Linked DNA regions of Mus musculus: region 2 is linked to region 1. The links are chromatin loops, found by intact Hi-C in ENCODE. Cell type or tissue: left cerebral cortex. All regions are shown on one strand.

Region 1 (8,000 bases):
CTTGTATCATATATCCATGCAGAAATATAGAAACACTACAGTTAAAAGAAAACAAACAAAAAAACCATGCAGCTAGCCAAACAGTATTATAATTAAGCAATCTTTAATCAGAAGATTAAAAGATAATTTTTCAGATAATGGTTATGTTATTTTCTAAAATAAAAAGCCCAGAACAAGGACACAGAAAATGAAAATAACATTTTTTTAAGATCCTTTACAAGTTTCAATATAAAGAAGGATACTAAGGGGCCATCTTGGAATAGACTCCCTATTAGCAGTAGGCAGGACAACTAGCCACTGCTTAGAAAACCAAGAGAACAGATCATGTATGTTTAGTCATTCTAAGGCAATTAAATTCTGTTGTTTTTTTTTTTTTTATAATCATGACTGAGTATCAACATGCTGAAACTCAGCAAATTCAGAGGAGAGTGAGAGATAAATATCCCAATCTACATGGATTTTAGTAAAAATTCGAAACCTTTTGCTACCATCCATCTATATTCATCAAGCTCAATGGTAATTAGAGGTGACGAGTATGTTCTTTTGGGAGGCCAAAGCAAAGAAAAATCTTGTAAATTAAATTCTTGCTGAAGGAAAAAAAAAAAAAAAAACCAGGGCTGGAGAGATGGCTCAGTGGTTAAGAGCACCGACTGCTCTTCCGAAGGTCCTGAGTTCAAATCCCAGCAACCACATACATGGTGGCTCACAACCATCTGTAATTCGATCTGATGCCCTCTTCTGGTGTATCTGAAGACAGCTACAGTGTACTTAGATATTAGATATAATAATAAATAAATCAAAAAAAAAACCCCAAAAAAACAAAACCCCTTTTTGGCCCCAATAAATGAGTAGTTCAGACAGGTCACTCTTCAGAGAGAACAAAGTTTTGCTCAATAGCAACTGTCAAAAGGGAGATTTGAAGGAGGCTGTGTGAGTGAGTGAGTGAGTGAGTGAGTGAGTGTGTGTGTGTGTGTGTGTGTGTGTGTTGTGTACCTGTAATTCTAGCTCTCAGGAGACTAACACAGGAAGATGGAGAGTTCAAGGTCAATCTACACTAAATATACAGCAAGTTCTAAGCCAGTCAGGGCCATACAGTGACACTGATTTAAAAAAAAAGAACAAGAAAACAGAAAAGAGATTCTTTCAACAGTATTCTTGACAGAAGATTCCTATCTATTTATATAAACTCAAAAACAAAGACGTAGAACAGTAAATAGGTGCAATCAAACAACAGAGAAAAACAAAAGGTTAAAGGCCAAATAGCTGCCACAAGCCAGTATTAAACATAGGAAAAGGAAGCTGAAACTAAGAGCATAGCTGTCATGGTTACTGAAATCACATGCAGAGGGAAGGGGTGGATGGACTGGGATCAGATCTCTTTTTTTAATAAAGTGTTTTATTTTTATTGAGTTTGTGCAAATATATAAAATTGTAGAAATGCATAGAAGTTACTACAGAGGACAAAACATGATGCAGGAGGTTTTGCGTATTTTCTCTCAATTTTTGTTGTTGTTTAGAAGACTTTAAAAATGCCTACATTACAATGAGTACCTGAACACAATCGGCCATTGCCAGTTAAGCACTGCAGGCTCCTGTTCTGTGGTATGAGTCCTGCTGCCACCAAGTGGCAAAACAGAAAGCATAAATGAGCCCACTGTCAACATGGGCTAAACATATGCCGAGGGACAGGAAACACAAATCCACTCACAATTCCGGGTGACTATTCTCAGGACTTTTCACCATAGGACATGGACACTGGCCCTGTGCTCCATGGTCCCCATTCTTTCAAACCTATTTCCTTATCTGCTGACTCTTCATGACTCAAAAAGACAGAGTGATGGGGTTAAAAATGCTCATCTCTCACCAGTACGTTTCTACTTTCTAAACACCATGTGTTTCTTCATTCCGGAAGGAGGCAACTGAAAGCAGCTGTTTGAGTGGGGAAGCTCCGTGTCCTGCACCCCTACCCCTTTCCTAAGTCTACATTTACATTGGTTTGTTAGTCTCCCTTTGGGACCACAAAGAGAAAAAACTTATTGGCTAAGATTTAGTGCAACTTTCTGGGACATTCTATGGGCTACTTTTGCCAACAGTATGCATGTTTAATTATCCTGACCTTCCCTCGTAAGTTTGCCTCGCAAACTAAGTTACTGAATTGTATTAATCTTAGGCTAAAAGGCTGTGTGATCAACAAACCAGCACGAGTGACAGTGTACGTCTGTCAAATTATTCTCATACTGGGCTGCTGAGACTGAGAATACGGGAGGATATCAAAGTAAGGGCGACGGGAGGTAGTTTGTGATCCTCCTCATTTTATACTATATTAGCTACACTGTACAACTGATCTGGTTATTGTTATAAATAAAATAAAGCCAGTTTACCCCGTCCGACTAAAAGATACTGCGAATAAAAGAATGTTACTAAGGTAACTAAGGAACTAAATGAACTACTACTTATCTCACACATTAAGTATTATAGGAATTGACTACTTAGCACACCTTTCTTTGGGCAGAATGGAGAGCTAATCAACCATCTGTCTGCTTCCTATCTAAAAACTTGGAGAATATAGTACATTTCAAATGTCAGTTAACTTCATGTGAGGTTTCACTAGTATTTGTACATTGGCTTTTTTGTATTTTAAAGCTGAAATGGTTGACTACAAAGAGATGCTGCCATCCCTAGGGAAGGCTCTTAGGCACAGCTATAAAGATGAGAGAATGTATCTCAAGACTTCTAAGAGCAAGACTTATTTTAATTACGCTACTTAGCACAGGCTTGTGGAGCAGGCAGCCCGAAATACACTCAAGCTAAGCTGTGATCAGTAAGTTGTGATTACCCACTTCTGATAGATGTAACCTGGCAAGTGGAACAGCTATTATTTACTGTGACATCACACACATAGAACATGGTCAAAATTGTGAAGGCTCCTCCAGCCCGTGTACAGAAATCTCTAAAGTCCTCGGATCAAGGTATGTGAACCAAGTATGATAACAAAATAACCAAAGACAATAACATAACACTGCCATAACTGCAAATGCTGATGGTAAGAATGTCAGCACTCATGAAACTCAGTTATCTCAAAACACTTTTGAATGCTCTGTCATTTTCTTCTCTAAAATAGTAATTCGTTAGTAGCTGTTAATTAGTTTATGAAAAGAGTCAAAATTACATTTATATTCCCGGCTTTACATATACAAGAAGCTAGCTATACTCTGATAAGACAGGAATTTGGCTTTTCTTTTGTTCATTATCTTTAAAGTGTCACATTCTTACAGTAAATGGGAAAAGGAAAAGAGCAAAATGACATGACAGAAGAGAGATGAAATATGGAGAAAAGAGTAAGAAGCAGCCATGAACACACCAGACATTTCTGGTCATTTCAGTCAATTCTTAGAATTTCCCACAATTCATTTTTCTACCACAGTTTTGCTTAGCACACAGTATTTGGTAAATGCACACTAAGAAAACAAGTTGCTTTGAATTAATATTAGAAATAAAGTAGAAAATTGCTTTGTAAAATTCAACAAATATTTAAAAGGGTCCTCCACAAAGCCATTCTAAATTATATATACATTTTTTTTTATTCCTTTCTCTTGCCAACTTTTTTGTTTTGTACATGGTAGCCAAAGCTTTTGGCATTGAGTTATTTTCATTCATAGGTCATGAAAACTTGGGTACTTGCCTTCATTGCTCTCCCTCAAGCACGTACTTGGGGCACTGATGTCCTTTTAGGAGAAGCTGAAAAGCAAGCATAAGAACGAAGTGAAACTTAGCTGGGAGCTCACCTTTTACAGACAGACAAGGAAAGGTTGAATGCACGGGAAATATTAAAATTTTATGTTCTACTAGTAGGAAGGGGTGGAATCATTTTTTTAGTTTTTATCAGCATCTTCTCACTTTTAAAAAGTAAAACAAAAATTGTAATCAAGAAAGAAGATACTTTGTAAACAAATATAAATTAACAACACTGAAAAAAGAAAAAAGCCAAGTGTAATGGTATACGTCTTTCTTTACTCCTAGTAGTCTACAGGCAGAAACTGCCAATTTCTGGCCAATCGAGTCTACGTGGCAAGTCCCAGGTTAGCCAGAGCTACACATGAGTGGGTGGGTGGAGGGTGTCACAGGTTACAAATAACTATTTTAATATGATCATTCTGAATAACAAACAGATACCGTATCAGCTATAGCCTTGAACATGAAAATTTAAAAGATGCATAGAAAAGCACAACTTCATAAACATTTTTTCAAGTACTTTTTGTCACAAACATCTGTAAGCTTTCATTAAAGGCAATTCTAAAGCCAGGCATAGTGGCCTAACACTTATGACTCCAGAACTTATGAAGATCACAAACTGAGCTGGCCTGGGACACCTAGCAAACTCCAGGCCAGCCTGGAGTACACGGGGAGAGCCTATCTCAAAAACTGGGAGTGTAGAGAAAGGAAGGAAAAGGGAAGCTAATTATAAAATCTATTTACTATGTTCAACTGAGATTTGAAATGCATCAAATTGAAAATTCCCTGGAAAACTAGCTTCTAATAGCCATCACTACAGACAATGTATTTAGAGAAGTATCATAGAAATATGTTATGTACTCAACATTATAGAGGCCAAATTCAAATTTACTCTCAGGGAACTCACAGAAAACAAGATGTGTAAAACTGCACAAAGCAATAGATTGAGAGCTAAACAAGAAACAGAAGAGACAGTAAAGCACGAAAACCAGAACCCACATAAAAAGCCAGGTGTTGGGGCTGGAGAGATGGCTCAGAAGTTAAGAGCAGTGTCTGCACACTGCTCTTCCAGAGGCCCTGAGTTCAATTCCCAGAAACCAAATGGTGGCTCATAAGCATTTATAATGAGATCTGGTGCCCTCTTCTGGCCTGCAGATATACATGCAGGTAAAACACTATATATAAAAAATAAATCTATAAAATAAAACAAGAAAACCCAAAGTTATTCCAAAAGAAAAAAAAAAGTTAGGTGTGATACATTTACACTTGTAGTCCCAGCACCATTAGGGAGGTAAAGACAGGTGGATCCCTGAGGCTTGCTAGCCAGGCAAGTTGGTAACAGTGGGAGAGCCTGTCTTAAAAAAAGTGGATGGCACCTAGACTCCTAGCCACTAACCTCCATAGCACATACACCCATCCCCATAGTAACATGAACATGTACGTACATGTGCTCAAGAGTGTACACACACACACACACACACACACACACACACACAGAGGTAGGGAGGGAGGGGGAGTGGAAACTGGAGGGGGAGGGGGAGGGGGAGAGTGAGTTCCAGGACAGAAAGGGCTGTTATACAAAGAAATGCTGTCTTGAAAAACAAAAATATTACAGTCACCATTAGAAATCAGGTCTCAATAAATATTTCTTCCCTGCATCTGTCAAACACTTGCCACAGCAACAGAGAGTGACCAGTACACATGGTAGACAAAATATTTAATATCCAACTCTTATCTTCTTGATCCCTTTGCATAAAGTTCTCAGTAAACATTCTATTATGACTATTGTTTCTTTGTCACAGTTTTATTTACAGTGTTGAAATTCTCCCCTTTCAGTAAAAATTTAAAAATTAGTTTCTTCTACTCCTTGTAGTTTTTCACTCTTTTAATATATGCTTAGTTTAACCTGAATAATCACCTGGCTTAACATGGTTCATACAAGATAAGTAACACAGGAAAAATAAAGTTTACAGTTGTAAACTCCTGGGTTAGGCTGAGGATATTTTAAGGAAATACTTTAAAAAAAAACTAGCATGATCCATTAATCTTTTATGGCCAAAGGAATAGGTATACCACAATCTACTACCAAAGAGATAGAAAACTGCTAATTAATGCTACCATTAAAACTAAATGTGAACAGTATTTTATATACATAAACGATTTCATTCTTGAATGAGGAACGGGTGACTAGTTATTCCATTAGTCCAGCAAGAGATCCACTACACTGGTACAAAATGAAAACAGAATTTAAACATAAAAACCATCAAAACGGGAGAAAGGAAGATTACCGAACAGGTGTGACACATATTAAGTATTAAAGTACCAAATGACAGAAAGTATTAATGAAAAGATTTTGTTACTTACAAAACTCACTTATAAAACAGGACAACACAAAATAAAAAGTAAAAACTACAGAAAAACCACAAAAACAAATTAGGAGAGCTGTACTACCTCACAGCAATATCTAAGTATAGTTTAAAAGTCACTTGCTGGATACCCACTAATGTCATGGAAAAACAAAGGGGGTATTGTTTAGTCCTGTGATGACTACATCCCTAGAACCAGGTTCTGCACAAATCTGAGGCTTCACTAGAACATCACAAACCTCTCCTGACCCTCTACTACCAACATCAATCTAAATACAAATAACAATGGAACACAACTGAGAAAGCTAGACAACAATGGTATTTTGAGAAAAGGCACAAAAAGAAAGGCAGACTCACAGGGAACAAAGATTACTAAGAAAAAAAAAAAGGGAAATCTTTGGTTACCATGGCAACAATGAATGTCAAATTCAGTAGCCCACAGCAGTAGTAAACATAGCCAAACACTAAATAGAATGACACAAATCCCCACTCTAGTAGAGAAATTCCCACAAATAGACATGAAGTTGAGGTCAATATATCCAGTTATTTTCCTCAGTATTTTATTATAAAAAACACATACCTCTTTGAACAAAAATTTAGCAAATATACTAAAGGTAGCAATAAAAACACACCTTGTAAAAACAACACAAGCATCAGGCCCAGACCCATGACCTACATTTTGGAATAGCCAAGGAACATAAAGCAGTGTGAATTCAGCAAAGGCTCCGATGGAAAAGGCAGACAGCATGTGAGAATTTTACAAAGAAATAGAAATCATAAAAAAAAAATGGAAGTGCTATAATTGAAAACACAGTGCCAAAGAACAATGCCTTTTCTTTTTTATTTTGTTGTTTTTGTTTGTTTTTCACGACAAACTTTCTCCTGTGTAGCCCTGGCTATCCTGGACTCACTGGGATTAAAGGCTTTTACACTCACCACCTGGCTAAAGAACAATGCCTTATAGTAGGCACTTAAACATATACTGACACAGTGTACTCCAAATCTTTGGGGGAAAATGAAAACACACCAGAGGCCAGCGGAATTAAAATATAAAAAGGAAAGAAAATGAATTATCTTAACCTCAAAAAACACCCAAGAACCCCATTACACACTTTTTCTTCCGGTGTTGCTTTTACTTGAAAGCAAACACAGGGGCAATTTGTCTATTTGTTTACCTGGATAGTTACCACTGTTCTGCTATGTGCTGTGCTTTCTCTCCCTTTTTTTAACTGCTCTTTTGGCCTTTGGCTTCCTTTCAGTTCTCCATGATGTGCTCATGCCTGTTTTGAGGGACTTATCCTCTGGTGTTTTCACACTTTCTTATCTGTGGTTGGTGCCTTGTAGGTTTTTTTTTAACTTAAAGAATCACATTAGGGCTGTTTATAGCAGCACAATGGTAGCCTATTATAGGAAGACGTACAACTTACCAATAGCTAGCTATACCATTGAATCTCCATGAACTATTGATTCTGTATAAATCATCCTCCTTCCACGGCTCAGTGTTGACAGGTACTCACAACTGTGTGAGTTCAAAAGCAGCCATGCCATGGCATGCCCAGGAGTCAGCACTCTACACTCTCCCCCTACTTTTCTCTGGCTCTTACATTTTTCTCACCCCTTTTCCCACAACATTTTCTGAGCCCTGGAGGTTGTATATAGTTACCACTCATAACTAGGTATTCAACAGTCATTTATTCTCTGTAGGTTAGCCATTTGTGAATCTCTTACCAGCAACTTCTGCAAAAAGCTTTTCTGACCAAAACTGACATCACCACTAGTGTATAGGCACAAATAGTTCTTTAGAAGGCAATCCTGGACTCACTTTAATGTCATAATTTGACAGGCACATTATGTCATTTAGCAAAATAACACTATCTGCTTCCTCATTAGGGCTTAGAATTC
Region 2 (8,000 bases), 55 kb after region 1:
TCTAAATGATTATATATACAAAAAATGCACACTATTTTCTGAGCAGTTTAAAGGGTTGTCAAGTACAGTTTGCACTCTATGTGAGTGATTTTTGTCCACACACCAATGTTGAAGCCTAAGCCTGGAATGAGGTACAACCACCTGCAGGTTCCCTCCCAGGTAAAAAGATCAATCTCACAGAACGAATATTGTAATAGTTACATTTATAACAGCATAGACTACCTGGAAGTCATGAATTTTTTTATCATTAAAGCTGTTCATATATAGGCTAGAAAACCACTCTGAACATTTAAAGAAAGCAACTACGTGAGAATTATTTTTTTTTAACTTGTAAGATTTTATAATAACTAGGCATGGTGGTGAACAGACAGAAGCTCTGAGCTCTTCAAGGCCAGCTTGGTCTACATAGCTCTAGAATAGCAAGGGCTACAGAGAGAAACCCTGACTCAAAAAAAAAAAAAAATCTCAGCCGGGTGTGGTGGTGCATGCCTTTAGTCCCAGCACTCGGGAGGCAGAGGCAGGCAGATTTCTGAGTTCGATGCCAGCCTGGTCTACAGAGTGAGTTCCAGGACAGCCAGAGCTATACAGAGAAACCCTGTCTCAAAAACACAAAAACAAAAAAAATTCTTTAACAAGATTTTTTACAATTGATGGGGAACAGCAATAAACTAGTGGAATATAACAGGATGAAAAGACCCAAAGGTTGGGCCAGTGAAATGGCTTAGTGAATAAAGGTGCTTACTGCTAAGCCTCCTCTGACCTCCACACACATGCCATGCTATACATGGAGTACATACATACATACATACATACAGGCACAAAAGCAAGAAGAGCATGGTGTATGGGGACTTCGATGCAAGGAACATGGTCATTTCTTCACACTTCCACCTGTCAGAAAAGCTCTTCCATCTTTCAGGCCATAATTCAAGTTCTCCCTAGCAAGGCTTCTCTCAGCAACCCTCCACCTAGCCCCTAGTTACTTGTCACACTAGTGTTTTCTTTGTTTTGTTTGTTGTTTGTTTGTTTTTATCATAATCCTCATTAGGGACCTGCAAACTTTTTCTATAGAAATCTAGTTTCAGCTTGCCCCAGGTTTCTAAGTGGCTTGTAAACCAAGATTAGTTTTACATGTTTACATGGTTGAAAGAGGAAAGGACGAGCATTTCATGATATGTGAAAATTCAAACTTCAGGGTCTAAGTTTAACTGGAAAATAGACATGCCAGTTTACTTTCTGTCTGTTGCTGCACATACTGAAACAATAACTGCATGGCTACAACAGAGGCTGTGTGCCTCAAAGCTAAAATATTTACTTTCTTCTTCACAAACAAACAAACAACAAACCCAAAGCGCTTACTGCCTGCTGTCCTCTAGTCACTGAAATGGTCATGCCTGCTTATTTGTTGTCTATGCCTCTGCTCCACACCCAGAATGCAGCTCACTGAGGCAGAAGCCTTGTTCTGTTCCTTTATTATAATCTAAAAAGAATTCTGGGCCAGAGTAAAGGCTCAGTAAATATCTGGTGAATGAGTGAATGGTTCATAAATGTTCTTGGGTTTATGCTTTCTCCTATAGAAAAGGGCTATCATTCCAGTAGAGATGAACCAAACAGTTCAAATTGCTGGTGTTCACCAACTAGTCCAAGACACTGAAACTCCAAGAGGTTTATGCTCATGAAAGACTCAACAACTGAGAGGTGACATAACACTGTCACTGTTTGTGCTTCTGTTTATCTTAAGATGCAAATACTCTGAGAAATCTCATTTCCTATACAGAGTACATGGTACTGATATCCCGTCAAGTCTTTAATAAGCGTCCATAATGACAAGATATCTAGATCATGTGCTAATGAATTTTTAATATCTAGAATTTTCCTATGGGGCTCATCAACTATCTAGTCTGTAAGCAGATGAGAATTCTTTAGAAATTAAAAGGTTACCACCCACAAACCAGAAGCAGCTTTTTAATCTTTCTCTACTAGCCAGAGAGTGGGTGTGTAAGTTCAAAAAACACAACCAATTCTGTTGGTGGAGGGCAAGGTACTGTTGATCTAAAATCCCACCTCTAAGTATCTCTGTTACGAGACACTGATAAAACTACCACCCACTCACAATTTCAGTCTCAATCTGTAAATGAAAGTTGGGGGGTAAGACCCCAGGTCCTGGAGGATTTTATATCTTACCATTTCTATTAAGGTTTTCCTCCAAGCTTTGTGACAATTTCTTTATGCAAATTCTATACACTCAAAGACAAAGGTTTAGTTTAATTTCTAAAATTTAAGATACAGGACAGGGAGAGGAACAAATCAAACTTGTGCTATATTCTAAAGTTGTTACCTGCTTTTTCAATCTTGGGGTTTTTACTGTGTTTGTTTTCTTTCTATTTTTCTTTTTTCCTTAAAAGAAAAGCCAATTTAGGAATTCCAGGGACGCATGTGCACATGGATCTTTTGACAACTATGTCAGGCTATGACAACAACCATTTTAGAAGGGGTGCATGGTAGTCGTTTTTTTTTTTTTTCCAATAAAACCTAAGCCTGGACATTGGTTATGATCTATGAAGACTAAGGTAAAACGTGACACCAGAGCACAGAGAGATATTCTCCAAGAGCTCAAGTGGGCTACCTCCAGAAGCCCCAGCAGCAGATCCAGTAGGGGAACCTCCATCAACGCTGTCCAGGGATGGAGTGGGACAGACACTGAATCACTGGACCAACACCGTCCACACTTTGGCTGAGGCTGAAATCTCAGGTTTTGTAGCGAAATGCATCTCACTGCGGGCCCCCTGCTCTCCACAAAAAGGGTTAATAAAGGGCATCCTAACCACCTAGACTCCCATCTCACCTATTCTTCGCAGGACAGCGGGTTTCCTCCTCCAAGTTAAACCACGAGTTCAAAATCAAAACAAAAGGTGCAAGACTGGTTTCAGGTGGCAAGGGCTGACTTTCGGTGGCCAACTTATGGGTACCGCAGGGCCGGACGAGGGAGGACTCTCAGACCTCGGCTAGCCAGGAGGCCTTGGGCCTGGGCGCGAGTCCTCACACGCCCCTCGCTCAGCTCTGCCCAAAGGAGAGCGGGGGAGAGTGCCCGAGCGGGGGCGGGGGCGGGGGTTGTCCCAATGACAGGCAGAAGGCCCGGAGACGCGGGGTCCGGCCGGAGGCCCGGGGCTTCGGCGCCGCCAGAGCGACCAGAGGTCCGATCCGCGCCAGGCCTCGAGGAGGCCCCGCGACCGCGACGGGCCGCGCTAAAGAGATCGCCCGTCCCCACCCACGGCCTGGGCCAGTCCTACTCACCGGTGGAGAGACGACGGACAGCCGGCGTCTCCGCCAGCGCCGCGGCTCGGTCTCCAGCGCCGGCTCCTGCAGCTGCCGCCGCCGCGCCCGGTCCATCCCCACCCCGACCACCCCCCCCTCCCGGCCCGCCCCCCGCGCCGCCTCAGCCGCTGCCGCCGCCGCCTCCGCCGCCGCTGCCACGGCCCCGGCGCGCGAGCGCGAACCAGCGCGAGGGAACGACAGCTAGAACGAGAACGCGCACCCCGTCGCCACAGCCGCCCACAACCTCCGCCTCCCGCCGACAGCGCATGCGCAAGGCGGTGCCGAGCGGGACCGCGCACGCCGTGGGGGCGTGACCCGACCCAGAGGTGTAGCCACGCCTCAGGCCCACCCCCCCACGCGGGCGCAGGTCAAGTAAGCGGAGGCGCTGCAGGTGGTGCGGCATCCTCCGCCAGAGTTTTTCCTGACCGTTCCTGCAGTTCAGACGCTGAAGCATTTCAGCATCTCGGCTCTTCGACTCCTCGGCTTGTCGTTCTTTAGCCTCTCAACCCCTCGGACCGTGGGCTCTTCAGCTTCTCGGCTCTTCCACCTCTGGACCCCACGTATCCTCAGCCCCTTTCTCTGCTTTTCGGGTGCCCTCAGAGCCTCAGTAACTCAGGCCAGCTGTCCTGCTAAACAGGCTAAAGCTAATTTCTGGGACCCACTCCTCCGAGTCGCACAATTCTCTCTACCTTGACTCCCAGGGCCTTCCAACTAGGGACTGGCTTTAGGTCAATGACAAAACCCCTAGTAGCTCATCTCTTTAATTATCGGGATGTCTCTAACTCAGTCGTCCGTCACTAAGATGGCAAAGCTTCTTCCGGTATTGGAGGATCTGTGAGTGGAAAACGGTAATAAACAGAGTCCATTGGCTCGTGAAGTTTGAAAGCTGATGGAGACCAAATGGGCGAAATGTAGTTGGGGATGATGGAGCTACAGTCCAATTTAACAATCCTTAAGTTGCAAAGAGTGCACTGGGGTGAGGACACGGCCTGGCCAGAAGGGGAGCTAAGGGGCTACTGGTCAGGGTGCTGCAGTCAGGACCTAGACTGCACGTGAAAAGAGGTAGATAAAAAAGGTTTGGGACTTCTGAGAGTTTCAGGAAGCCTTTGAGCTTTTCTTCAGCCGTGGTTGCAGGGCTAGGAACTTGATTATTATGTCTGATTTTAAATTATTATGCAGCCATGTGAAAAGTGGCCTGGGTGAGGGAGGTCATTCAGGAAGCAACTGGCAAGATGGTGAAAGCAAGGACGCAGTGTGCTCATAGAGAAAAACATTGGGAGTAAAATGGATATACATTTTGATAAATTAAAGGAAAGGTGAAGGAGAAGGAGGTGGCAGGGTTGACTCAGATTGGAGGGTGGTGAGGATGAGCTTGCACATGTAAGGGGCAGCATGAATAAAGCCACCAAGGAAAATGATCAGAAAATGAAGGCTAAGCATGTATGCCATTGTAAAAAATAATAATAATAAGCTGATTTTAAAAAATGGGTGATAAACCTAAAGATAAGACTGAAAAGAAAGAAGAAAATACAGAAAAGTCTTTGTATCCCTGAGTTAGGCAAAGATTTATTTTAAAGTCATGAACCATGACATTATTTGATAAGTTAAATTTTATCAAAATTCATGTTGTTTATAAACATTTGAGTAATTAAAAAAGCAAATTACTGATGATAAATGAACTCAGAAGTAGAGTATATCCAATGAAAGTCTTGTCTAGTCTAGGAGATGTAAGGCCTTTTCTTTCAGGGCTGAGGATTGAACTGGCCTGCTAAGTAAGTGCTAAACTACACAGTTACCTCCTCTGCCCGAAATAATAGGACAAACAACCCAATAAAACAGTAGGCAAAAAGCTTTGGTAAGTATTTCACAAGATGTAAAAATGGCCATTAACCAACAAAAGGTAACATTTTACTCATCTAGGGATTTGCAGATTCAAACTACAGTATCCACACTGTCATTTGAGTAGCTAAAATTAAAGACTGGTAACCTACCTGTTATACTTCTCTCCTTAGCCATACTTAATTTTTAAAAGCAAAAGAAAAGAAATAAAAAGCTAAATGTCTTAATGAAGAGACACCAAAACAATTCTTTTTTTTTTTTTTGAAAATGTTAGCATTTAATTAACCTCCGGTGTGGCTTTTAAGCCACCAGAACACAGGCATCTCCAACACCCTTAATCTTCTCCTCAGCTCTTCTGCTGAAGAATTTGGCCTTCACGATGACAGGTTGCTTAGGGAGCTTTCCCTTGCCCAGAACTTTGTAGTAGCCTGATCGAACAACATCAATGATGGGAGCAGCTACAGTCCTGTTTTTTGCTGCATTGACCCGCGTCTGCTCGCTGACCAATGTCCACAGTTTATCCAGGTTGACTGTTGGGCAGAAGCTCTGGTTCCTCTTCAAGTGGTAATGCCTCATACCAACTTTCCCAAAGCAACCTGGGTGATATGTGTCAAAGTTGATCCTGCGGTGATGCCTGCCTCCAGCATTCCCGCGGCCGCCTGGGTGCTTGCGGTGCTTACGGATGCGGCCGTGGCTCACGTGGCCTCGGAGTTTCCGGGTCTTCCTCAGTCCGGATGGCATGGCGGTGGCAGAAAGGGAAAAGGGACCAAAACAATTCTAAGAAAAGAAAGTATTTAATTTAGGTTTGCTTACTGTTTCCAAGGTTTAGTACCCTATCAGCAAAGCAGGTAGCAGACAGACTTCCTCCAATAAGGCCACGCCCACTTCAACAAAGACACCTCTGAATCCTTGCCAAGTAGTGCTGCTAACCCTCAAACATTTCACATGCGCAGTACCATTCAGAAACCACTGTTAGCTTGCGTTGGTGGCATATGCCTTTAATCTCAGCATTAAGAAAGCAGAGGCAAGCAGATCTTAGGGAATTTAAGGCCAGTCTAGTTTACTAGTGAGATTTTGTCTAAAAAAAAAAAAAAAGTATAGTCAAAGTTGACTAACAAATGTTATTTAATAATACTTTCTATAGGAAATAAACATGGAGAGACTAAAGACTTAAGTTGTTGCTCACATATGTCAGAACTTTCACTAAATCACTGCAAAATCTGTGAACACTACTCTGGGTAATTTTATAAGAAGATTTTGTTCGAATGTATGAATGTTTGCCTGCACATATGTATGTGCACCCTGTGCATGCCTGGTGCCTGCAGAGGCCAGAAGAGGGCATTATATTTCTTAGAACTGGACTTTAAGATATGTCAAAGACCAGCTTTGACACCTAAAGTAAACTGAGGCAGGCAGCGAGGCATGGCATCAGTGATGGGGTCAGGGCTGAAAACAGCGCTAAAAGGAGCTCATGGGTTGGTCCAGACAGCGACTGATGGAGGCTGCTGCCTGTCACAGCCAGTGATTAGAGAAACTACTCAGCTGACTTCTTTTCTCTGAGGGAACAAAGCTTCATTCACTGAGGCTGTCACTACCTATGGCCAGTGAAAGACTCTGAACTCTTTTAACTCTTAGGGTCTGGTGAAAAAGAAAAGGAGAGAAAATTCACACACACACACACACACACACACACACACACACAGAGACAGAGTGGATGAAGCAAAAGGCAGACTCCAATAACTTCATACATATATGCATGCATGCATGCATGCATGCGTGCAAACCTACAGACAGATAGATGGACAGACATGTATACTCACACACATTGAATAGATGGAGCAAAGCTCCAACAAGCAGGCTCCAAGCATTACACACACACACACACACACACATGCGCACACATTCCTGGTGGGTGGATGGAACAAAGTTCCAAAAAGCAGGCTCCAAACATTTCTCATGTACATACATACACATATACACACATACATGCTGGGTGGAGCAAGCTCTGACACACACTAACACAAGCTTTACACGTATACATATATACAGATTTGATAGATGGAACAAAGTTCCAACAACTTTATTTTTCTACCATAGTTTATATCCTTGCAAAATTTTCAAGCAATATAAAATTATGATGCGATTACATTCTATTTTCTTTCTAGTGACTGACTATGATAAAACAGTATGTTCCCCTATACCTTTAGAAGAAATAACATTATGTAGTGCAGGTAAATAAATTATTCCTAAGGACCCATGTACATTCGTAAAGAAGCAAGTTGTTATAGATCAACAAATGTGAGCAAGCAAGGTAGTTTTCGCAGCCAGCTTCTCTTACTGGCAGGCAGCAGTTTGTGGTTACAAAGAAAGGATTAACTATTTTATTATTTATCTTGGAAGAAGAGAACTAACTCCTAAAAGTTGTATCTGACCTCCCTCTACACATGCAGTCAGCTGTATGCATACACAATAATAATAATAATCAAAAAATAAAAATTGGGGGTGGGGTTGTGCTTCAGAAATGGCTTAGGGATTAAGAGCATGTGTTGCTCTTGCCGAGGATTTGAGTTTAACTCCCAACCCCATGTGGCACTTCACAACCATCTGTAACTTCAGTTCCAGGGAATCTGGCACCTTCTGACCTCTGAGGGCACTGTATGCACATGTTGCAATACATACACGCAGGCAAAACCACTCAAAGGCAAAACACTACAAAAACCCTGTGAAAAACTATTTCCATAGAGTCAAGAAATTTACCATATGCTTATAATTCTGAATTTCTAACTATTATGCAAGTTTTTCCTCTCCCACCTCAGAGTCTACAGATGCACACCCCATGTGCCCGGTAC

Evidence for each region. Peaks named below come from ENCODE experiments on the same cell type or tissue, not always from the same donor. Only the 100,000 strongest peaks of a DNase experiment are listed, where the experiment ranks them.
Region 2: it touches region 1 in a loop (2.2-fold over the local background); 8 of 42 quality-filtered maps call a loop at or near these places.

The regions. Positions count from the first base shown.
Region 1 is chr6:116,134,513-116,142,512 of GRCm38, forward strand. Tmcc1 (transmembrane and coiled coil domains 1) reads right to left here. Exons shown (of 6, transcript NM_177412.1): 2 at 3,683-3,738. Among named protein-coding and RNA genes, the nearest start is that of Tmcc1, 55 kb to the right of the region's middle. In left cerebral cortex, CTCF peaks have their summits at 736 (motif pointing left), 1,628 (motif pointing left) and 4,882 (motif pointing left); DNase peaks (open chromatin) are centred at 1,614 and 4,863; H3K27ac peaks cover 872 bases.
Region 2 is chr6:116,189,967-116,197,966 of GRCm38, forward strand. It overlaps Tmcc1 (transmembrane and coiled coil domains 1), which reads right to left and starts at 3,408. Exons shown (of 6, transcript NM_177412.1): 1 at 3,292-3,408. It also overlaps the pseudogene Gm8213. In left cerebral cortex, no CTCF peak of the experiment used is centred here; a DNase peak (open chromatin) is centred at 3,589; H3K4me3 peaks cover 3,215 bases; H3K27ac peaks cover 1,286 bases.